Linked DNA regions of Homo sapiens: all the other regions are linked to region 1. A link is an interaction called in ENCODE POLR2A ChIA-PET data of the cell type or tissue named here. Cell type or tissue: A673. All regions are shown on one strand. Each heading gives the region's core, and the rest is flanking DNA. Links, peaks and the distances in the headings are about the cores only.

The links. Peaks named below come from ENCODE experiments on the same cell type or tissue, not always from the same donor. Only the 100,000 strongest peaks of a DNase experiment are listed, where the experiment ranks them.
Region 2: POLR2A ChIA-PET joins it to region 1 with 9 read pairs; 14 of 35 experiments call an interaction of 5 or more read pairs at or near these places.
Region 3: POLR2A ChIA-PET joins it to region 1 with 6 read pairs; 3 of 35 experiments call an interaction of 5 or more read pairs at or near these places.

The regions. Positions count from the first base shown.
Region 1 is chr6:17,710,689-17,719,025 of GRCh38, forward strand. It overlaps NUP153-AS1 (NUP153 antisense RNA 1), which reads left to right. Exons shown (of 3, transcript NR_134618.1): 3 at 101-339. Among named protein-coding and RNA genes, the nearest start is that of NUP153-AS1, 7.8 kb to the left of the region's middle. In A673, for the core only: no CTCF peak of the experiment used is centred there; a DNase peak (open chromatin) is centred at 4,603; H3K27ac peaks cover 1,136 bases.
Region 2 is chr6:17,631,602-17,639,938 of GRCh38, forward strand. NUP153 (nucleoporin 153) reads right to left here. Exons shown (of 22, transcript NM_005124.4): 16 at 5,552-6,169; 17 at 1,049-1,243. Among named protein-coding and RNA genes, the nearest start is that of FAM8A1, 35 kb to the left of the region's middle. RefSeq lists silencers at 1,783-1,983, 7,143-7,343. In A673, for the core only: no CTCF peak of the experiment used is centred there; a DNase peak (open chromatin) is centred at 4,180; H3K27ac peaks cover 1,893 bases.
Region 3 is chr6:17,402,631-17,410,967 of GRCh38, forward strand. The region is part of intron 1 of CAP2 (cyclase associated actin cytoskeleton regulatory protein 2); the gene reads left to right. Among named protein-coding and RNA genes, the nearest start is that of CAP2, 13 kb to the left of the region's middle. In A673, for the core only: no CTCF peak of the experiment used is centred there; no DNase peak of the experiment used is centred there.

The DNA of each region.
Region 1 (8,337 bases), core at 2,225-7,224:
GTGGAGTATGTACAATTATGTACAGTACAGAATACTTCATAATGATAAGTGGCTGTTTCTGGTTTATGTATTTACTATACCTTTTTTTTTTTTTTAACAGGCACTCCTTGCCATTTCCTGTTGCTACCATACTTTATTATTTTAAAGTGTATTCCTGGTCAGGCATGTGGCTCACACCCATAATCTCAGCACTTTGGGAAGCCAAGGCAGGAGGATCACTTGAGGCCAGGAGATTGAAACCAGCCTGGGCAACATAACGAGACCCCTTCTCTACAAAGAAATGAAAAAATTAGTTGAGCTTAGTGGTGTGCACCTGTAGTCCCAGCTACTAGGGAGGCTGAGGCAGGAGGATCACTTGAGCCCAGGAGTCTAAGGCTGCAGCGAGCTATGATCTCACCACTGCAGTCCAGCCTAGGTAACAGAGTGAGACCCCATCTCTAAAGAAAAAAATAAAGAAAATGAAGCTATTGGGTTTATTTATTATTTATTTATTTATTTATTGCCTGTTTGCTTGTATTTTAGGGAAAGAAGGGCCACACAACGGAAAGATATTTAAGGATGTAAATCATTGTATTCTCATTAACTTACTGTGTTCTCTCTCTATTGGGAATAAAGTAATATTTAAGACTAAATTAACTAATATGAGCAAATTTTGATTAACTACATATATCACTTGATTCCAACATGCCATATATTTCCTCTTCCTGACTACATGTATCAATGTATACTAGACTTTGGTATATATGTGTTTATGTACATTACATTATAGTTTAAGGCATATTTTAAATTCAATCTTGAATGGAAACTCAGTTTTATTGGATGAAATAATAACCAAATTTAGGAAGGCAATCCCATCCTAACATTTAAGACAGTTAATGAATTAACTGAGATTAATTCATTAAAACACAAATATTTATTGAGATATTTATGTGTTGGTTTCTAGTCTTGGCATTTAGTATGTCAGTATACAAAACTGTAAAACAATCTCTGTCTACATATTATGCTACACTTTACCATTTTATTGAGTTATACTAAAGTTTACTATTTTATAATCTATTAATCATTAGCACTTAACACTGATAATTCACCTTAAAAATGCTACACTCAAGCCAGGCACAGTGGCTCACACCAGTAATCCAGCAGTTTGGGAGGCCAAGATGTGCGGATCACCCGAGGTCAGGAGTTTGAGACCAGCCTGGCCAACGTGGCAAAACCCCGTCTCTACTAAAAAAATTAAAAAATTAGCCGAGTGTGGTGGCACATGCCTGTAATCCCAGCTACTTGGGAGGCTGAGACAGAAGAATCGCTTGAACTTGGGAGGCAGAGGTTGCAGTGAGCCGAGATCATGCTACGGTACTGCAGCCTGGGCAACTGAGCCAGACTCTGTCTCAAAAAAAAAAAAAAAAACCTACACGTAAATTCTAAACACATGCTGTTGAATCTATCTCATACAAGAAATCAGGGGCGGGCACGGTGGCTCATGCCTGTAATCTCAGCACTTTGGGAGGCCAAGGCAGGCGGATCACGAGGTCAGGAGATCAAGACCATCCTGGCTAACATGGTGAAACCACCGTCTCTACTAAAAATACAAAAAAAAAAAATTAGCCGGGCGCGGTGGTGGGCGCCTGTAATCCCAGCTACTCGGGAGGCTGAGGCAGGAGAATGGCATGAACCTGGGAGGCGGAGCTTTCAGTGAGCGGAGATCATGCCACTGCACTCCAGCCTGGGCGACAGAGCGAGACTCCATCTCAAAAAAAAAGAAAAAAGAAAAAAAAGAAATCAATTGGTTTAGTTTTATTTATTAACATAATTCATCAGTTACATTACGAAACTGGACTTATTAAGGTTGCAGTCTGTAAAACTATAACCTTTGCAAACCTTAGTTTGCTAATACTAAGCTTCTTTATTTTTTAAAAGCATTTGTAGAGAATGCTCAAGTTTATCAGACCCTAACTTATTAAGGCATTCCTTTTCAAAAGCATGCAAACCAGTTAACATGCAAACAACCCTCACATACATATCACCCCACCACCATCAGACAAGCATGAACTACCCAGTTTAAACAAACAGTGACTTTTGGCCTCTTGCTGCTACTCTGACCAGCAAGCACCAGCTGCAGCCCCCGGGAGCTTGTTAGAATAAAGCAGCTCTGCCCATCCCAAGCCAACACAATCAGAATCTACATTTTAACAAGATCACCAGGTGAACTGTATTACATTCTAGGAGCATTGTTTCAAAACCATGCCACCAGAAGTTATTAATCTGAAGTTAGATTAACTTTGAAGGCAAGACAATGAGGTACCTGAAGTTCCCGTAAAGAGCAGGCTTAGGAACTTCTGTTCCTTACTAATCTACAACAATCAACAATTTAAGAATTGATGAACCAACAGCTTATACAACATGTAGTTTTTTTTCCTCTTCTTTATCATTCTGTACCTTTCTCCTTTACCACAAAGTGAGCAGAAATGGAATGAACCATTTTTTAATTATTCTTTCATTAACTTTTTTTTTCCAAAGGAAAAAGGTAATCTAGCAGAAGTTATTAACATCTGAAATGTTAAGGGTCTAAAACTGAGCATTAGTTATGAAATATACTTAAGCATAGATATTTCAAGAACCCCTTGCTAATTCCCATGTATCCTTTTCTTATACAAATTTTCTTTTAGTCACTGCTGGTTGTTTGGTTGGTTGCAAAAGAAAAAGAAAAATTTTATTTTAGAACTAATTCATGAAAAAAAAAAATGGATGTAAAGTAAACCCTAATCCAAGAAGCTATGAGCAGAGATAAATTCCTAAAAGAAATATCAGGCTACTTTCTTAGAATTGCGATGACTTTTCTCATTCCGTTGTAGTCACAAAATCATTTTTAAGGTAGAAAAGCAAGCGGGCACTCTAGGAGGGAATATTCTTAGGCTTGGATTGGCATCTAATATATCTGGAATGCTAGATGAGAATTCAGGCAACTTGGAATAAACTGTAATTTTTCTAAACTGTAAAGGCAGGAATGGTAGCAGCTTTCTACTTGACAAATCATAAAAACAATTAGATTACCTACCTCTAGTAGCTTGACCTCTTTTTTTTTTTTTTTTTTTCAGACGGAGTCTGCCTCTGTCGTCCAGGCTGGAGTGCTGGAGTGCAGTGGCACGATCTCGGCTCACTGCAAGCTCCGCCTCCCGGGTTCACGCCATTCTTCTGCCTCAGCCTCCCGAGTAGCTGGGACTACAGGTGCCCGCCACTATGGCTGGCTAATTTTTTGTATTTTTTTTTTTTTAGTAGAGACGGGGTTTCACTGTGTTAGCCAGGATGGTCTCGATCTCCTGACCTCGTGATCCGCCTGCCTTGGCCTCCCAGAGTGCTGGGATTACAGGCGTGAGCCACCGTGCCCGGCCATAGCTTGACCTCTTAAATAGCTGCTATGAAGCTAAGACAATAATTGGACATAGTATTTTCTCCAAACATTACTTCTGGAAAAGTTCAATTTGATAACAATAATGGATATGTTAGTCTAAAAGTTTCCAGAAGAAGTCATCACAACATGCCTATTGTTCTTAACTCCTGCAATAGAGAAGGCCTAAAAAGCTGTGCAATACAAAAGGTGAAAAATCATATTTAAAAACTTACATACATCACCCCTTGTGTAGGCCAAATAGAAGCATGTTTGCTCATGTGAACAGTTAAACATCAAGGGCAGATAATGAGGTCACTGAAGTTCCTGTAAAGAGCAGGCTTAGGAATTTCTGTTCCTTGCTCATCTACAACAACCAACAATTTAAGTAAGAATTGATGAGCCAGCAGCTTATTGATCATGTAGATTTTTTTTTTCCTTTTACCATTCAGTAACTTTCACTTTTACCACAAAGTGAGCAGAAATGAGATGAACCATTTTTTAATTGTTATTTTCATTAGCTTCTATTTCCAAAGGAAGCTAGGCTACTAGCTGAAATGAAAATCTGGATTTAGCACATCCTTATTCTGTATCATCACAGGTAGCAGAGTTGATTTAACAGAGCAATTACACAAGCATAATGGTTAGTTAAGATGATTTTAAGCCAATATCTATAATCCATGGCCAGTGGCCTCAATGTAGCTTACCTTGTTTGGATCCATTATAATGACAGTAGGATATCATGAGCTACCAAAAGTAGGCTTCTTTAAAACCAAAAAAAAAAAAAAAAAAAAAAACCCAATAAAAAGAACTCTTCAAATATTCTCCAAAGCAAAGATGAGTGAGGTTATATCATTCTACATTTAGTATTAAAAAGGCAGTATCACCAAACAAATTGAAGGCAACTTTGCAGACGTTGAGCAAAACCTACTTAAACAACCACCCCCAACTACAGAAAACTCTCCCCCTCTCCCCATGAAGGTGTAGCTTCCACTATGTACCCATACAATGTGTAGAATAAAAGCATCAAAGCAGACCATAGGCCTCCAAGAAGGCCACAACCAAGCAACAAAGAGCATCAACTAGCCACAGTTAAACCCAAGCCATAACTTAAATGCTTTCAATTAGTAACAGTTACATTTTCTTTTTCACTTGTTTGGTCATAAAATCTTGCCCCTTCAATGAGTCAGCAGTGACTCATAAGCACTTCCTACAAGAAGCACCCGCTTTTAGGCCCATCCCTTCCAGCCGAAGTGCTGAGACCCAGGATTGATTTTAGCTTCATCCTTGCTGATGCTTGAGTTTAATCACTTGTCTCTCTCATACTGGATATCCATGTTGGCCAGCAGTTACTCTGCAAAGTAGTGGTCTGCTGCTGTGCAGTGAGGAGGCAAATCCACAAAGGGGCACCAGGAGTAGTAGACAATTGGGAAGGAAATGCCATTTTTCTCTCTTCGCTCTTGTCCACTATAGCTCTGCCTCTTTGACTCCTCATCATAAGGTCCCAGCCTTTACAACTATGCCTCCTCCTGTACCAGCAGAGTCTCCTCTCAAGGTTTGGTTTTGGTTTACAAACAAAGAGGAACTGACTTTTTGCCTACACCACTAACTTTAGAACACGGTCCTTTGAAAAGTATCCAAAACTGAGGTCGGGAGTTCGAGACCAGCCAGACCAACATGGAGAAACCTCGTCTCTGCTAAAAATACCAAATTAGCCGGGTGTGGTGGCATATGCCTGTAATCACAGCTACTCGGGAGGTTGAGGCAGGAGAATTCCTTGAACCCAGGAGGCGGAGGTTGTGGTAAGCTGAGATCGCACCAATTGCACTCCAACCTGGGCAAAAAGAGCAAAACTCTGTCTCAAAAAAAAAAAGAAAATCCAAAACTGAGATGGAGGGGAAAAAACGCGACAGTTCTGAGAAGCTTTCTGCCTTAATTTCTTTCTTTCTTTCTTTCTTCTTTATTATTATTATTATTTTTTTTTGAGATCGTGTCTTGCTCTGTTGCCCGGGCTAGAGTGCAGTGGTGAGATCTCCGCTCACTGCAACCTCCGCCTCCATAGTTCAAGTGATTCTCCTGCCTCAGCCTCCCAAGTAGCTGGGACTACAGGCACCTGCCACCAAACCCGGCTAATTTTTATATTTTTTAGTAGGAATTGGGATATCCTAATTTCAAGTTAATGAAAAGAACAAGAAAAGTGCAGTGGTTAGTTTTACATGAGATCCAAACAAAACAGGTCAGATCACTTGTTTCAATTTCTCCAGCAATTTTCCACTGAAAACTTCCTATATATGGAAGGAATATAGAAAAAGAAAAGAGGAAATGTTTAAGGAGTGATGTCAGACAAAAGAGAAGGAGGCTGAGACGAGCAAGCAGGGAGGGCAAATTTTAAATTCTGGCAAATAGTCACTGCTAGACATGTCTGAAAATACCATCAAAAATTCTGCCAGGTTCACGGCCAACCTGAACTCACCCTTGGTGTATTTTCCCTCTATAAGGCAGTCTTTTGGGTCCAGATTGGCTCCTTGTTGACCTAAATTCAAAAGCTGTAAAAAAACGAACAAAGGATGAGTGATACCTTGCAGAAATGGTGTTACCGAAACCCAGAGTGTCACTTACTGGCGTCATAAATAATGAAGGACTAATAAATAATACATGGAAAAGAAAAGACCCTCGTCATTGTCACTTCATGTTTTCCTCACATTTTGTATCCATAAAGCCAGGCACAAATTGAATGAATATTTATTGAAAGGATGAATGGACATTTATAGGAGGTTTCACAATTCCTTATTTCCCTCAACAACTTTTATGTTATGCAAATGTTTTCTGTGTTTGAAAAAAAATACTTTAAAATGAAACTTGTTAAAACAATCTTTTATTGCTAGAACACTTGAAATCTCCCTTTTGCTTTTAAACACAATTTACCTGAGACCATGTACTATTTGCAGTATCAGAGGTAAACAGAAAAATCACTTTTTTTTTTTTTTTGAGACGGAGTCTCGCTCTGTCGCCCAGGCTAGAGTGCAGTGGCGCGATCTCAGCTCACTGCAAACTCCGCCTTCCGGGTTCACGCCATTCTCCTGCCTCAGCCTCCCGAGTAGTTGGAACTACAGGTGCCCGCCACCATGCCCGGCTAATTTTTTGTATTTTTAGTAGAGACAGGGTTTCACCGTGTTAGCCAGGATGGTCTCGATCTCCTGACCTAGTGATCCACCCTCATTGGCCTCCCAAAGTGCTGGGATTACAGGCGTGAGCCACCGCGCCTGGCCTCAGAAAAATCACTTTTATGGACTCAGATCAAGATGGTGCTTTCTCTGGGGGATTATGCCAAAATAGGAATGTGACCTGAAGGGAGAAGGAAGTGCACTTTAAAAACAGACCTTCGGCCGGACGCGGTGGCTCACGCCTGTAATCCCAGAACTTTGGGAGGCTGAGGCGGGTGGATCACGAGGTCAAGAGATCAAGACCATCCTGGCCAACATGGTGAAACCCCATCTCTACTAAAAATACAAAAATTAGCTGGGCATGGTGGCACGTGCCTGTAGTCCCAGCTACTTGGGAGGCTGAGGCAGGAGAATCGCTCGAACCTGAGAGGCGGAGGTTGCCATGAGCTAAGATCACACCACTGCACTCCAGCCTGGCGACAGAGTGAGACTCTGTCTCAAAAAAAAAAAAAAAAAAAAAAAAAAAACCACAAAAAAACAGGCACTTTAGAAGGCTGAGGTGGGAAGATTACATGAGGCCAGGAGTTTTAGATTAGACTGGGCAATGGTGCAAGACCCCCATCTCTCCAAAAACAGTTTTTAAATAGCCGGGTGTGTTGGCATGCACCTGTCATACTAGCTACTCAGGAGGCTGAGGAGGGAGAATCACTTGAACCCAGGAGTTTGAGGCTGCAGTGAGCTATGATCATGCCACTGTACTCCTGCCTGGGTGACAGAGTGAGATCCTGTCTCTAATAAATACATACATACAGAATGACAGACTTTCGGGAATAGCATTCAACAGCTATAGAAGACCATGTATTCTGCAGATGGTAACATGATAATGGGATGTGTCCTGCCATTTAGGGACAAGTGGAAGTGGTCATACTCTTTTTTTTTTTTTTTTTGAGATGGAGTCTCGCTCTTGTCACCCAGGCTGGAGTGCAATGGTACGATCTCAGCTCACTGCAACCTCCACCTCCCGGGTTCAAGCGATTCTCCTGCCTCAGCCTCCTGAGTAGCTGGGATTACAGGTGTCCACCACCATGCTCGGCTAATTTTTGTACTTTTAGTAGAGATGGGGTTTCACCATGTTGCCAGGATGGTCTCCAACACCTGACCTCAGGTGATCCGCCCGCCTTGGGCTCCCAAAATGCTGGGATTACAGGCATGAGCCACTGTGCCCCACCAGAAGTGTTCGTACTTATAAGTATTTTGAGTAAATACATATGCAGATAAATTTCCTTTTGGAAATATTTGTTGCTTAGGATTTTAAATGATTTGCAGATTAAAAGCTTCAGATTAGCTGTCATGGTTTCCCCTCCTCAACTTGGTGGGCTTGGAGTCAGGACTTTCAATTTAAAGAACGTGAGTACAATTTAGTGATTCTTTAGCAGAGAATGCTATTTATTTATTTATTGAGATAGTGTCTTGCTCTGTCATCCAGGCTGGAGTGCAGTGGTGCAGTCTTGGCTCACTGCAACCTCCACTGCCCAGTTTCAAGCGATTCTCCTGCCTCAGCTTCCCAAGTAGCTGGGACCATGGGCGTGCACCATTGCACCCGGCCAATTTTTGTATTTTTAGTAGAGATGGGTTTTCGTCATGTTGGCCAGGCTGTTCTCGAGCTCCTGTCTCAAGTGCTCCACCTGCCTCGGCCTCCCAAAGTGCTGGGATTACAGGCATGAGCCACTGCACCCTGCCTATTTATTTTTTTAAAGACAGGGTCTCGCTCTGTTGCCCAGGCTGGAG
Region 2 (8,337 bases), core at 1,931-6,930, 79 kb before region 1:
AGTTGTTTCAAGACATTAATCCTCACACATTTTCTCCTTGCGGGCTTACTCTTTTACAGAAGACTTGAAAAATCTGGCCTCCAGACCAGGCGTGTTGGCTCACGCCTGTAATCCCAGCACTTTGGGAGGCCGAGGCGGGTGGATCACGAAGTCAGGAGATTGAGACCATCCTGGCTAACATGGTGAAACCCCCGTCTCTACTAAAAACACAAAAAATTAGCTAGGCGTGGTGGCAGGTTCCTGTAGTCCCAGCTACTCGGGAGGCTGAAGCAGGAGAATGGCATGAACCCAGGAGGCGGAGCTTGCAGTGAGCAGAGATCGGCCACTGCACTCCGGCCTGGGCGACAGAGCAAGACACCATCTCAAAAAAAACACAAAAATCTGGCCTCCAGTTAGTTTAGGATTAATTACTTTGAGGGAGTCTTCCTTTGTACTTATATAGTAAAATATTAAGAGTTCTTTTCCTGGGACCTACTTTGGGAAACCAAAGCCACAGCCTGTATCGCTTTTAATTTAGAGGTGTATTCCCAGTCAAATAAAAGTCAGTAAGTTCATCTGGGCGCGGTGGCTCACACCTGTAATCCCAGCTACTTGGGAGGCTGAGGCAGGGAATTGCTTGAACCTGGGAGGCGGAGATTGCAGTGAGCAGAGATCGCGCCCCCGTACTCCAGCCTGGGCAAAAGAACAAAACTGTCTCAAAAACAAACAAACAAACAAACAAAAAAACAAACAAACAAAAAAACAAAGAACAGTTCACCTAGGGGGCTAGCAGTTAAAAACAAAAAACAAAAACTCTCTGAGGCTCAATGACACAAGAAATTTTTTTTCCCACCTGGAGAAAAGATACCTCACTGTTGACAAGCAACTAATATGACCTTACAATATTCAGAAACAGATATAACTAAAACATCTCAGGATAATCTCATTTTATATTAATTTTCAAGAGAGAATGAGTGAACACTGAAGCTGTTCTCAAATACTTCATTTTTAAATGGCCTTACAAAAAGGCGCTTTACCATCACCTTTATTTTTATTTTTTTGGCCTTACCTTTAAACCCAGATTTTGTGCCTGGCTTTGCACTTTCACATGCCAAACATTTGGTAGAGTCTGCCTTATTCTGCACTAGGCACAATTCACAGTCCCAGCTTCCCTCGGGTTTCTTGAACTTTTCCAATCCTAGAGAGCCTCCAGAAGGCAGAGAGACAGGTACAGTGCTGCTACTTGAAGCAGGTACTGAACTTCCTAAAAAAAAAAAAAAAAACGGGGAGTGGGGGGAGATTTCATGAAAATTTTAATTTACAGTATGTCAGTATCTTAATGGCACTGCTAAGTTTAAGTGTTCAGTTTCTAATAATATTTCCTATTAAAACACAGAATGTGCCAGAAATAGACAACTGTTCATATTTACATTGTTTAAAAAAAAGAATAGACCTCTCTTTTAACCTTATAAATGATTTCTTTTAACCTTATAAATGAGCAGCTCATAATCACCTTGCTCACTGGTGAGCTCCCCCTTAACCACATGTTTGAACTGCTGTGGTTTAAGAAAAAAAATCATGCTCGCAAATTAGGGGCTCAAAGACTAAATTTTTCTTAAGAATCTTTTTCAAATTTCTTCAAAGCAGCAAGCATTCTAAGACATAAGATGTAAATTGTAGGCAATATCCTAACATATAAAATACACAGCCACAGACCATATGAATTTCAAGATTTGAAAGCATAGATCTCTGCCTCTGAATGATAGCTTTTGCACAGAAGTGCATCTACTTCACATCCACTTCACAATCTAACTTGACACCTACTACATTCCTGACATTTGTTACATGCTAGCCATTTAACAGACATTTATTAAGCATCATAATATACTTGGGTTCTGGGGACATTAAAGATGAATAAAATGTTGCTTAACTTGTAAGATGCTCATGGTCTTAAAGGGGGAAAATAAAAGCACAGTGGCACCATCACCAAGTGACAACCTAAAACAAGTGTGCAAAGAAGGAAGAAATGACTAAGAGGCAGGAAAAGGATACACAGAGGTGACAAATCTTAAGCAAAACTAGCATGTTTGTGGGAGAGGTGGCACAGGAAGAACGGCTTGGTAAGGCCCAAAATATAGTGCTGACAGTGAAGCCATTCATTCTGGTATTCCTACTTCTCTAGATGGCCTACAACTGTCGCCACCTCTTCCATAGTTACCTAACTGATCTCTACATTTTATAGGTATGTTCTCTTCCATCTTGCCAACCAAATTGCTCCCTGGGGTTCCATCTTGGCCCACTGTCCTCACAAACTCTCATTTACTCCAGTGGTTTTTAAATCCCCAAAAAACAGTTTCCTAATCTACACCTGCAATCTACACTTCTGAGCTTGTCACTGTAGTCTCTTAGTTGGTGACTCCACTGTCTTACTTGGTTAGCTTGGCTGGATACTCCTCCTCCTCTACATTTTTCTCAAATCTATTTCAATCAATTTCTGACTCTTCTACTGCTATTCTGGTTCATGAACCCCCCCCATTACTCCCACCACTAACCCATCTCTTGCTTGAGTAACAGCTTTTTTATTGAGACCTCTGATCCTGTTCCTTTGAAATCCATCTTCCTCTGAAGCAACCAGTGCCATGTAGTTTTTGTTTTTCCTTTCTGGTTGCACCTTTTTAAAAGATTAACTGTTCAAAAGCTTTATTCCTGCCACTCCCTGTAAGTTAGCGGACTTTCATTTCAGGCCATCTTGAGTGAACACACTCAACTCTACTCTCATGACTTCAAATATCAAAACTATGGATTAATGACCCCAAATCCGTATCTCCACCCAAAGGGTGTATCCAAAGGCCTTACATACATTTTTTTTTTTTTGAGACAGAGTCTCACTCTGTTGCCCAGGGTGGAGTAGAGTGGCACAATCTCAGCTCACAGCAACCTCCACCTCCCAGGTTCAAGCTATTCTCCTGCCTCTGCCTCCCAAGTAGCTGGGATTACGGGCATCCACGACCACGCCCAGCTAATTTTTGTATTTTTAGTAGAGACAGGGCTTTGCCATGTTGGCCAGGCTGGTCTCAAACTCCTGACCTCAGGTGATCTGCCTGCCTCAGCCTCACGAAGTGCTGGGATTACAGACGTGAGCCACCATGCCTGGTCACATTACATACATCTGAATGTTGACTTCAGCAGCTTGAAATCAACGTCTTTAATTTTATGTCCTCCATTCCTTATTCAGTTCGATCAGTACATTATCTATTGCCTGTATCAGCAGGGGAGGCGGGGGTGGTCCAATCTTTTGGCTTCCCTAGTCCACACTGGACAAAAAGAATTGTCTTGGACCACAAGTAAAATATACTAACACTAGCAACAGCTGATGAGCTTTAAAACAAATTAAAAAATAAAAAAAAAAAATAAATCGCAAAAGAATCTCATAATGTTTTAGAAAATTCACAAATCTGTGTTGAGCCTCATTCATAGCCATCCTAAGCCACATGCAGCCCACAGGTTGCACAGCTTGGCTTATCTTTTTTTTTTTTTTTTTTTTTTTGAGACGGAGTCTCGCTCTGTCGCCCAGGCTGGAGTGCAGTGGCATGATCTCGGCTCACTGCAAGCTCCACCTCCCAGATTCACACCATTCTCCTGCCTCAGCCTCCCGAGTAGCTGGGACTACAGGCACCCGCCACCACACCCGGCTAATTTTTTGTATTGTTAGTAGAGACAGGGGTTCACTGTGTTAGCCAGGATGGTCTCAATCTCCTGACCTGGTGATCCACTCGCCTCGGCCTCCCAAAGTGCTGGGATTACAGGTGTAAGCCACCGCACCCGGCCTATCATTATTTGAGACAGGGTCTCACTCTGTCACCCAGGCTGAAGCGCAGTAGCATGATCTCAGGTAACTGCAACCTCTACCTCCCGAGCTCAAGCAATCCTCCCACTTTGGCCTCCTAAGTAGCTGGGACTATAGGCGGGTGCCACCAAGCCAGGCTAATTTTTGTGTTTTTTGTAGAGACAGTGCTTCACCATGCTGCTCGGGCTGGTCTTAAACTGGGTTCAAGCAATATACCCGCCTTGGCTTCTCCCAGTGCTGGGATTACAGGCGTGAGCCACAGTGTCTGGCCTATTGCCTATATGATTGATACCACTTCCTAATCTATCTTCCGGTCTCCAAATTTTTTTGTTTTCAAATCCATTATCTAAAAAGCCAGTGACTCATCAAAAATACAAACTTGACTGTATCACTCCTCTGCTGAAAATGATGGTTCATCATTGAAAGGAGGACATCCAAGTTCTTTAATACATATGTGAGCTTCCTTTGTTCATGTGTAACAAATTACTTCCTGACTCAAAGTTTTGTTATTCCCCTTCAACTTAAAATTAATTTTGCTTTCCTGCATACATCAAGGGCTTTCTTTTTGTAGGTGAGCAGGGGAACCAGATGGGAAGACAAAAATATTTCATAATGAAGATTCTAGGCCGGGCATGGTGGCTCACGCCTGTAATCCCAGCACTTTGGAAGGCCAAGGCGGATAGATCACTTGATGTCAGGAGTCCAAGACCAGCCTGGCCAACATGGCGAAACCCTGTCTCTACTAAAAATACAAAAAATTAGTTGGGTGTGGTGGCATGCACCTGTAATTCCAGCTACTTGAGAGGCTGAGGCACAAGAATTGCATGCATCTGGGAGATGGAGGTCTCAGTGAGCCAAGATTGTGCCACTGCACTCCAGCCTGGGTGACACAGTGAGACTCTGTCTCAAAAAAAAAAAAAAAAAGGAATGAAGATTCTAAAATCTTACTCATAGGGAAATATCCAGTAGGAATCAGAAATATGGCATGAGGGCTCAGGCAAAAGGTCTAGGTTAGTAACTCAGAGCTGTACATTACAGACACAAAACTGCATATTCATGAATAATGCATTGAAAACAGTGTAATTCCCAGGATATCCATGTTATCATACATCTGTACCATATAATTATATAATATTACAAAACCATCATCCACTTCTGGATGAGTTAAAGATTCAATATGAATCTTCACTAATTCTTCCAACTTTGAACAGAGAAACAGAAAAAACTCAAAACTAACTCCATGTTTCTGGCTGCCTAGATTAGAATTAGTGATTTGGTAATTTACAATCATTGCAACAGCTACAGCCTTTTCATTAACGACTATAGTCTACCCCCTAAAGAAACCTTCCCTGTAAATGACCACTAGCTATCCTGATTTCTATTTGGAGAAGTAATATTTTACTCTGTACAAAGGTTTGAGAAATATTACCCCATTCTAAGATCTTTCAGAATCTGTATTAGTCAACTTTGAACAAGAAATTTCTGATAAAACTGTACAAAAAGAGGAGGTCGTCATATATACCAGACTAGTTAACACATAACCTATCCTAACTGAACATAAAGATCTAGCTGCAAACAAGACATTTTTACCTCAAGATAGTTTAGAAAAATTAATATGTATGAGAAATGCTCATCCTGAAACATCTAAAACAAGGATTCTTAGAATAAATTAAACTGTTCAACAGAAGTAATAAGCAAAATTACTCCATAAAGCCAAAAACATACCTGGTTTCTCAGACATACAGGACACACACTTATTGTCTTCTGCATTATTAGAAACACAGCATACTGAACACTCCCAAGATCCAATGGGCCTTTTGAATTTATCTCCAAATCCTAAGGTACCAGTGGTTACAGTGCAGCTGGAAGATGAAGCAGTCATAGTCTCAGCACTTTCCGAAACCACTGTCAATGTAAGGGCTCGCTTCACACAAGTTCCAGGTTTCGGTGTTTCACAGGCTACACATTTTATTGCTTCAGGTTTATTTTGCACTAAACAGGTATCACAATCCCAAGTGCCTATCACTGGTTTAAATTTGTCTCCAAAGCCTGTCCCTGATGCAGAAAGAGTTGTTTTGCCACTTTTATTTGGTGTTTCAATTCCAGTCTGTTTAGCAGTATCTCTGGGTGACAATTTTGCTGCTTGACAGGCTATGCATTTGTTGTCTGTAACTTTGTTCTGGAGTAGACATGTATCACACTGCCATGATGACCCAGCTTTTAAACTCTCCCCAAACCCAATTCCACTAGAAGAAAAGCTACTTATTGCTGGTCTTGTATAAACTACTGGGCTTGTTGCGGTGGGCTGAGCAGCAACAGAATCTATCTTCGGCGATGCGAAACCTACAATGAACGAAGGAGAGAGTGCAACGTTAGAGAAGCTTTATAAATCAAAGCATTAATTTGATTATTATTACTGAGAAGACGTTTACCTCACTGCACACTTACTACAATCCAAGATGAACTACTTAAGAATTGTTTTTCACTTAAGTAATCATATTTATCAATTACCTAATAAGTTACACTTAAACCATTTAAAATTCTACAAAAGATGTTTTGTTTACAGGATATCACCTTCTCCTTCAAGGAATTTCTAGTTTGATGCTTTCAATGGTACTAATTTACTGATATGTATTATTGCCATCCACATTTTGCTATATTCTGTCTCTCTACAAACACACAATACTCGCAGTCCTCTTTCTCCTTCATCCATTTCTTCTTTTAAGTGTTCCATTGGCTACACCAAATGGCTTCAATGTCATCTTTGAATTTTGTCCAGTCATAACCTACTGCTGTGGTATTCTCTACCTTCAGTAAAATCAGCTGAGCAAGTCCTTCTGTTACCAAAACTGCTGTCATTGAGTTCATTCACTCAAGCTGTATTTTACTCATGAGAATGACTTTTGTAATTGTTTACTTAGGACCAGTTAACTTTTGTCTTACACACAACACCACCATCTGTGATCTGTTTCTCCAGCCTTACCCGCCAAAGAAAAAGAAATTAAAAGGAGAGAAGATGTAGAAGGTTATTAGAGGTTTTCTAGTTCCACAAAATAATCCAGCCTAGAGCTATTTTTAGCTTAAGGACAAAATACCACATGCTTGAGTTATTCCCAGTGGGCAACGTGTTATTTTGCTTATGATTAATTTAAATCACTAAGATTGGCAAGATATTAACAGTAACCATCTCAAGGCATTACAGATTTCTTTTTCTTCTACTTTTTCAGATTTTCCTAATTTCAGTCAAATGAAGATTCTCCCCAAACATTTCCTATTTAAGAAGTAAAAAGGGAGCAGGGGGAGGTTGGCATCATGAATGCAAAGTGTAACCCCAGATACACAAGACAGACTATACACATTTGAGGCTTGCCTACTACTTGGTTAATTCCAGCACAAGCACTCTGGAGTTCTACCATAACTGCATGGAACTGTCCAAGCTACTGGACTCCTGTAGGCAGTATACTTATCTATAAAATGAGAGAGCTGGACCAGAAAAATTGAATCCTCCTAAATCCTGTTGTAAAAGCCAACCTTATTTTTTAAGAAAACCTATCTTATTACACATGGACACATCTGGTGGGTACGTTTAAATTCTTTCTGAGCTATTAGATTATCTCACAGTTTTACATTCTTTTATTCTTTTTTTCTTTTCCTTTCTTTTTTTTTTAAAGACAGAGTCTTGCTCTGTCGCCCAGGCTGGAGTGCAGTGGTTCGATCTCGGTTCACTGCAACCTCCACCTCCCAGGTTCAAGCAATTCTCCTGCCTCAGCCTCCCGAGTAGCTGGAACTACAGGTGCATGCCAGGACGCCCAGCTAATTTTTTCTCTTTTTAATAGAGATGGGGTTTCGCCATGTTGGCCAGGCTGGTCTTCAACTCCTGGCCTCAAGTGATCTGCCCGTCTTGGCCTCCCAAAGTGCTGGGATTACAAGGGTGAGCCACCGCGCCTGGCAAGTTTTACATTCTTATACTATGTATCATAAATGGAATTATGAACATCCTGTTTTCAAACAAAAAATTATTCTTATCTGAGAACTATTTATCCCCTTTCTAATTATTACCTACTAGCTTTCAAATCTTGCTTCAATTCAAGTGAGTACTGCTCCCTATGTATATGTTACAATTCAGCAGATGCTTTCCACTTGGCCTTGTTCCATATTTACCAAACTGGGGAATAATTCAAGAAGGCAGTTCAGTGCTCTCATAAGAGAAAGACATGTCTATGTGTATCATCAGGTTTACTTACTCTTATTCCTCACTGACCTACCTCTATTAATGGAGAATCCATTTCCTCCTCCTACACTTGCCTATTAGAAATTTCATTTTAGTATAGAGTCCTTTGGCTTGTAAGATATTTCCAGCAAAAGAATTACACCTAACTACATCTCTATTCAAAAGTAAATCTCCTACCAAACTAGTCAGAAATTTTTAAAAGCCTAAAGTATAATACAAAATGACATTAAATTGAGATCATGAGTTTGTAATCAAAAGGCTTATCTTTTAATTATCTTAC
Region 3 (8,337 bases), core at 2,236-7,235, 310 kb before region 1:
CAAAGGAGATCATTTATAAGAATGCTGGAATGAATTTGCTTAATACATGTAAAACTGGCTTCTTCCACAATGGGAGAGGGAAGGTGATTGGACTTCTACAGCATAAAGTTTATTTGCATGTCTGTATGACTTGCTTTACTATCAGTTTTCTGCAACTTAACTTATATCTCTACAGGGTTGTAAAATAGCTTAGTCAAACACAATGAATGACTGAGATGACCCAGATGAATAAGTATTAGGGTACTCATGAAATTTGTCTTCTCAATTTTTCCTTACATTGACAATTAAAATAAGTTTTGATATTTCACTACCATGTGATGTTGGAGTTCAAAAAATTAAGTGACATTTCTATAACAAAATTCCTCCCATTTCCATCTCCTCATTATGTTTCCCAGCATTACATTGATAAAAACAAAAAATAAGAATTAAATTGATGCTCAACATTGACCCATTTTATTTATTTTTATTTTATTATTATTATTTTTTATTGAGATGGAGTCTTGCTCTGTCACCCAGGCTGGAGTGCAGTGGCACGATCTTGGCTCACTGCAACCTCTGCCTCCTGGGTTTAAGTGATTCTCATGCATCAGCCTCCTGGCTAGCTGGGACTACAGGCGCGAGCCACCATGCCCGGCTAATTTTTTGTACTTTTAGTAGAGATGGGGTTTTACCATGTTGGCCAGGCTGGTCTCAAACTCCTGACCTCAGGTGATCCGCCTGCCTTGGCCTCCCAAAGTGCGGGGATTACTGGCGTGAGCCACAGCGCCCAGCCACCTGGACTCATTTTAATAAGTATACACATCCACATATCCATAAAGTTATGGAAAGTAAAAGTGTTCAAAAGAGAGAGATTTCCAATAAAGTTGCTTTTTATTTACTTTTAGTAATTATTTGTCAAAATTTGTAATATTTGTGTTGTTTTCTAAGTCACATCCTACTAATAGTAACAATGGTATCAGAATAGCTTTTTTTAAAAAATGTTTTGACCATTGAATTAGAATTTAAATTTAAATAATGTTTTTGATGCAGAAAAGTATGGTAGGCTAATGAGTAAAATAGGCTAAAGCATAAAATATGTAAAATTAAGATAAACTTCTGTAGGGCAAGAAGCGTGGAAATATAAGTTCAAGGAGAAAATGGAATTATGCAAAATTTGTGACTATTAAAGACCAGCCTGTTCCAGTATTCTTTTAAAATGAGTAAGAATGAATTTCACTGGACATATAAGATAGTTTTATATGGCCATATTTACACAGTGTTGGAAGTTACATTCTTTGCAACTATTCACATTTTGGTGACAGTTGCTATATGCCAATCTAAAAATGTGCAAGAGGCTTTTACAAAATTCTTTTAGGGTATATACAAGTAAAAAAATTGAAGACTCCTGTTGTAGCTCACCCTGCTGCTATTTTCTGACCAAAAACCAAGGGTCAGTAATTGTGGCAAAACCTTTCTAGCTCAGTATTGGTAAATGAACCAATTCATTAATTGACATAGTTCTAGTGACTCCTTGTTTTACTGGATGTCCCTAAGGAAGCCATTCAAGAATTAAAGGTCTTGGCCAGGCATGGTGGCTCACGCCTGTAATCCCCACCACTTTGAGAGGCCGAGGTGGGTGGATCACGAGGTCAGGCGTTCGAGACCAGCCTGGCCAACATAGTAAAACTCTATCTCTATTAAAAATACAAAAAATGGCTGGGTGCGGTGGCTCATGCCTGTAATCCCAGCACTTTGGGAGGCCAAGGCGGGCAGATCACGAGGTCAGGAGATGGAGACCATCCTGGCTAACACGGTGAAACCCCGTCTCTACTGAAAATACAAAAAAATAGCTGGGCGTGGTGGCGAGTGCCTGTAGTCCCAGCTACTCGGGAGGCTGAGGCAGGAGAATGGTGTGAACCCAGGAGGCCGAGCTTGCAGTGAGCCCAGATGGCGCCACTGCACTCCAGCCTGGGTGACAGAGCAAGACTCCATCTCAAAAAAAAAAAAAAAATTTAGCTGGACTTGGTGGCACGCACCTGTAATCCCAGTTACTTGGGAGGCTGAGGCAGGAGAATTGCTTGAACCTGGGAGGTGGAGGTTGCAGTGAGCCAAGATCGCGCCACTGCACTCCAGCCTGGGTGACAGTGTGAGACTCCATCTCAAAAAAAAAAAAAAAAAAATTAAAAGTCTAAGTACTTATGACACGTCTCAAAAGAGGATAACAGCCATTACATTTTATTTATTTCTTTGTAGGCAGTTATATCTTTACTTTATTCATCGTTATTGTTCTCCTCTTTGGAGGCACTCACCAGAAGGTATTGTATGAGTGTATATGTATAACAGACAGACAGCACTACAGTATTCCCCACTTATCCATGGGGGATACGTTCTAAGACCCCCTGTTGATGCCTGAAAGCATGGATAGTACCAAATCCTACATATACCACGTTTTTTCCTATACATAGCTACCGTGATAAAGTTTAATATATAAGGCCGGGTGTAGTGGGGCACGCCTATAACCCCAGCACTTTGGGAGGCCGAGGCGGGTGGATCACCTGAGGTCAGGATTCGAGATCAGCCTGGCCAACATGGTGAAACCCCAACTCTACTAAAAATACAAAAATTAGCCAGGTGTGGTATAGACGCTTGTTAATCCCAGCCACTCGGGAGGCTGAGGCAGGAGAATCGTGTGAACCCAGGAGGCAAAGGTTGCAGTGAGCTGAGATTGCACCACTGCATTCCAGCCTGGGCGACAGAGTGAGACCCCATCTCAAAATTTAAAAAAGTTTAATGTATAAATTAGGCATAGTAAGAGATTAACAATAATAACTAATAATAAACTAGAACTTCATTGCAATATACCATAATAAAGGTTATGTGAATGTGGAGTCTCTCTCTCTCTCTCTCTCTCTCTCTCTCTCAAAATATCTTATTGTACTGTGCTCACCTATATTTGGACCATTGTTGACCATGGGTAACTGAAACTACAGAAAGTGAAACTGGGCAAAGGGCAACTACTCTATTTGGATCTGTAAATGTGTAGCTTTCACCAAGTTTGGAAGTTTTTGGTCATGATTTCTTCTTTTGTTTTGTTTATTTATTATTTTTATTTTTATTTAAAGCACAAAAGCATAATGTTTTGTTTTTTTGAAACAGGGTCTCACTCTGTCACTCAGGCTGGAAGGCAGTGACACAATCTTGGCTCGCTACAGCCTCGACCTCCTGGGCTCAAGTGATCCTCCTGTCTCAGCTTCCCAAGTAGCTGGGACTATAGGCTCAGGCCACCACACTCAGCTAATTTTTAAGTTTTTTGTAGAGGCGGGGTCTACCTATGTTGCCCAGGCTGGTCGTGAACTCCTGGGCTCAAGCGATCTCCCTACCCCAGCCTCTGAAAGTGCTGGGATTACAGGTGTGAGCGACCGCGCCCAGCCTGAGCAGTGGTTTATATCTACTTCAGTTTGCAAAGCCTTTGGGACCGTCCCACACATACACAGTTCAGGGACTTGTGCTGGTTCATACACAGAGCCAGGGCATCCCCTTCTTTAGCTCTCGTCTCTCTGGGATTCTCGCCACACACCTCTACCCCAAGATCCCTTTTTCCTGTTCTTCTGGAAAGACTAGATTTCTTTTAAAGTTTAAGGTGCTTATGCTGCTGTAGAGTTCTCCAAGACTTGGGGCCATCCTCAGGACAGAGTAGCGAGAGGAATAAAATACCAGGAATTCTCCCCATACTCTGTGGACCACAAGGTCCCCTGTTCCCCTACTTTTCTGTCAGTAAGCCCAGATTTCTTTTTTTTTTTTTTTGAGGCAGTCTCACTCTGTCGCCCAGGCTGGAGTGCAAGGGTGCAATCTCGGCTCACTGCAACCTCCGCCTCCTGGATTCAAGCAATTCTCCTGCCTCAGCCTCCTGCATAGCTGGGATTACAGGCCCATGCCACCACGCCTGGCTAATTTTTGTATTTTTAGTAGAGACAAGGTTTCACCATATTGGTCAGGTTGGTCTGGAACTCCTGACTTCATGATGTGCCTGCCTCGGCCTCCCAAAGTGCTGGGATTACAGGTGTGAGCAACCTCGCCCTGCCCAGGTTTCTTTAGAAAAAAAGTTTCAGGTGCCTGTGCTGCTGCTTACTGTTCTGCCACACAGTTCTGTGACTACGGCCACGCTTGGGAGAGAAAAATGCAAACAAAACCCAAAACCTGGGCTTGCCTCACACTCTTCTATTAGCCAGGGCCCCCTTTCCAGTTCCTCTGGCCAAAAAGAGGAGCTTCTGTTGGAGTGTTTGCTACCTGCACCCCCACCCAATTCTGATTTAAGGTCGACCCTGAAGAAAAAAATGAGAAAAAAACCAGCATTTTACTCCCAAATGGGTTCCCTTTTCAATTTTGATTCTTCTCAATTCATGTACTATTGTTTTGTCTTTTGGAATCAGATAGTTGCCTTTTGTATTTTGAACACAGTTTGGAGAGAGGCTGAAGTGGGCTTCTTCCTTCTTGAGTGTCCCTGGTAGCCCCTTCCTCTTTTTGAAGCTTTCTCTTGTTTCCTTTTTCTCCTCTGTTTCTTCCACACCATTCTTTTCTTTCCACTTTACCCACTTTCTCTGTTTCCCCTTTTACTTTGGGCTCCCAGGTTCAAAGAGCAAAAAAAGGAAGAACCTGTAGTTTTTTAGTGGTCAACAGCATGAGTTGAAACCCCTGATTGATTGTGTTGAAGTAATAAATTGAAGCTGGGTGTGGTGGCTCATGTCTGTAATCCCAGCACTTCGGGAGACCGAGTCAGGAGGACCGCTTGAGCCCAGGAGCTCAAGGTTGCAGTGAGCTATGATTGTGCCACTGCACTCCAGCCTGGGCAGCTGAGTGAGAACCTGTCTTGAAAAAAAAAAAAAATGGCCAGGCGCATTGCCTCACGCCTGTAATCCCAGCACTTTTGGAGGCCAAGGCAGGTGGATCACTTGAGGTCAGGAGTTCAAGACCAACCTGGCCAACATGGTGAAACCCCGTCTTTACCAAAAAATATAAAAATTTAGCTGAGTGTGGTGATGCACGCCTGTAATCCCAGCAACTCAGGAGGCTGAGGCAGGAGAATCCCTTGAACCTGGGAGGTGGAGGTTGCAGTCAGCTGAGATCCTGCCACTGCACTCCAGCCTAGGTGACAGAGCAAGACTCGGTCTCAAAAAAAAAAAAAAAAAAAAAAAATCAAAGTCAAGTGTGAAAGTAGACCCAGGAAGCTAGAGACACATGAAGAAGCAAAAGGGGGCTGGAGGAATGCTTGGGCCAAACTGATCACCTGGCTATTCCATCACACTTGGATTTGTTGGTAATTTCTATTCATAAAACTGGCCCAACACTTAAGAACTGATCTTTAGGGCTTTTCTTTTTTCATTTTCTTTTAAGAGAGTTGCTGAATCTTTTATTTAATTGCATATAATTACAATGAATGCTGGTAAATTTTGAGATTACAAGGAATTTCAACAAACCTTATTACTCGTTATCTAAGTCCATTAGTATTGCTATAAAGGATACCTGAGACTCATTTACAAAGATTAGAGGTTTGTTTGGCTGACAGTTCTGCAGGCTGTACAAGAAACATCTGTTTCTGGTAAAGGCCTCAGGCTGCTTCCATTTGTGGCAAGAGTTGAAGGGAAGCTGGAATGTGCAGATTACACGGCGAGAGAAGAAGCAGGAGGAGAGGAGAGGTGCCAGGCTCATTTTTTCCTTGCCACTCTACAGCTCACAAATGGATGCCAGCCTCTTTTTAACAACCAGCTCTCCTGGGAACGAATAGAGCAAGAATTCACTCTTGTGAGAATGGCACCAAGCCATTCATGAGGGATCTGCCCTCATGACCCAAACACCTTCCACCTCCCACCTCCCATTAGGCTCTACCTGGGGATCAGATTTCAACATAAGTTTTGCAGGGGGTCAAACAAACCAGACCATAGCACTCATCATTCCAGAGAGACAAGGCATTCTTCACATTGAAATGACAGAATTTGATAAAGTAAAACATTCCTAGTCATGAGAAGTAACTGACTATATGAAATGATAGCCTCCTTTTTTTTTTTTTTTTTTTGAGACGGAGTCTCACTCTGTCGCCACACTGGAGTGCAGTGGCATGATCTCTACTCACTGCAAGCTCTGCCTCCTGGGTTCATGCCATTCTCCTGCCTCAGCCTCCCGAGTAGCTCGAGTAGCTTGGACTGCAGGCGCCCGCCACCATGCCCAGCTAATTTTTTGTATTTTTAATAGAGACGGGGTTTCACCATGTTAGCCAGGATGGTCTTGATCTCCTGACCTTGTGATCCGCCAGCCTCGGCCTCCCCAAGTGCTGGGATTACAGGCGTGAGCAACCACGCTCAGCCCTATGATGATAGCCTCTTATGCTTTCAGTCCATGGTGCTTTTGATATCCCCCTGCTTGCAGTCTGCGGTGATTTTGCAGTGTGCTTGTTCTGTGGCCTGGTTTGAGAAGTGTGGTGTGTGAGGCTGGGCGTGGTGGCTCACGCCTGTAATCCCAGCACTTTAGGAGGCTGAGGCAGGCGAGTCACCTGAGGTCAGGCATTCGAGACCAGCCTGGCCAACATGGTGAAACCCCATCTCTACTAAAAATACAAAAATTCACCAGGTGTGGTGGCAGGCACCTATAATCCCAGCTACTCGGGAGGCTGGGGCAGAAGAATCACCTGCGCCCAGGAAGCGGATGTTGCGGTGAGCCGAGATCACGCCACTGCACTCCAGCCTGGGTGACAGAGTGAGACTCTGTCTCAAAAAAAAAGGAAGTGTGGTGTGTGAGATGTTACCATCATTGTGTCTGGAAGATAGAGGAGGTAGTAACACTTACCATGATAATTCAGGGATTGAGCACTCACTGGGTACAGAGCACAGTGATGAGTGCTGTGGACCATTCAGAGGGAAATTATAATAATGACATGTAGGCATCACTTTGTAGTTGCAAAGTTCACTTCATGGTCTCCTTTCACCTTCCCAAGAATCCTGAGGCATGTATTATTATTGGGTAGATAATACTTATGACATATTTCCAGAAGGCCCCTGAGCTTTAGGTCCCTACTCGTAACTGCCAACTGTAGGCACTTCAAATGCAGATCCTCTAACTCTGAACTCCTCTGACCTGGGCACCTCCGCTCCCTAACTCTATTTTGATTGGCACCACCTTCCCTGAAGCAAAACATCTAAGATATCCTAGCTTCTCCCTTTCCCTCCAAACCTCCAACCATTTAATCTTTTCTCAAATCTTGCCTAATCTAAACTTCCCTTAGATCTTCTTCAACCCGCTGTCACTTTATTCCCAACTCCCCTCCCGGCCCTGACTACCACCCCTTCTAACTACTCATCAGTCCCTTGTTTCTCATGCTCTGTTAGATAGCTCCTGGCGCATAATGAATGTTCCATCAATATTTACTCGTCATTCATGCTTCCATGCGTTTGCATATGGAGGCATAGGCGGTGGGATGCCTTTACTTATTTTTCTTCTTCTGAATACCATACTCTCATCTTTGAGACTTAATTTGGTTCTTATCATAACTTTGGTAGCCTCTCTACTTCCCAGGGCTCAGTTGCATGTCTACCTTTCTTGAGCTGCCTGTCCCACATGCTCCCACCACATCCCTGCACACCTCTGTTACAGTAATTCTCAAAGTGTGGGCCCTTGTACTCTGAAGAGTGCTTCTTAAAAAGGCAGATTCCTGGGAATACCCAGAACTACTGCATCAGTATTGCTGAGAGTGGGGCCCAGGAGCCTGCATTTAAGAAGGCTCACCTCTCCCCCAGTGATTCTTACGCAGATGAAAAAGAGTGGTGAGAATCAATGTTTTATTCTCTCACCTGCCTTGGCCTGTACAACTAGTTCCAGGAGTGGGGAGTATGGCCACTTGGAGCAGTATCTGGGTAGGTTTCACCACCACTTCTGACCACTGGGAGATGAGAACAGCAAAGTTACTCAGATTTAATTTTTTTTTTTTTTTGAGACGGAGTCCAGAGCTGGAGTGCAGTGGCATGATCTCGGCTCACTGCAAGGTCTGCCTTCCAGGTTCACGCCATTTTCCTGCCTCAACCTCCCGAGTAGCTGGGACTACAGGTGACCGCCACCACGCCTGGTCAACTTTTTTGTATTTTTTTGTAGAGATGGGGTTTCACTGTGTTAGCCAGGATGGTCTTGATCTCCTGACCTCGTGATCTGCCCGCTTCGGCCTCCCAAAGTGCTGGGACTACAGGCGTGAGCCACCATGCCTGGCCAGATTTAATGGTTTTTAACTGTATCTTTACAAAGAGGCACAATCCTTTTTCATTTGTTTGTTTTTAAACCTTTTTTGAGTTATAATTTTATATGCCATAAAATTGACCC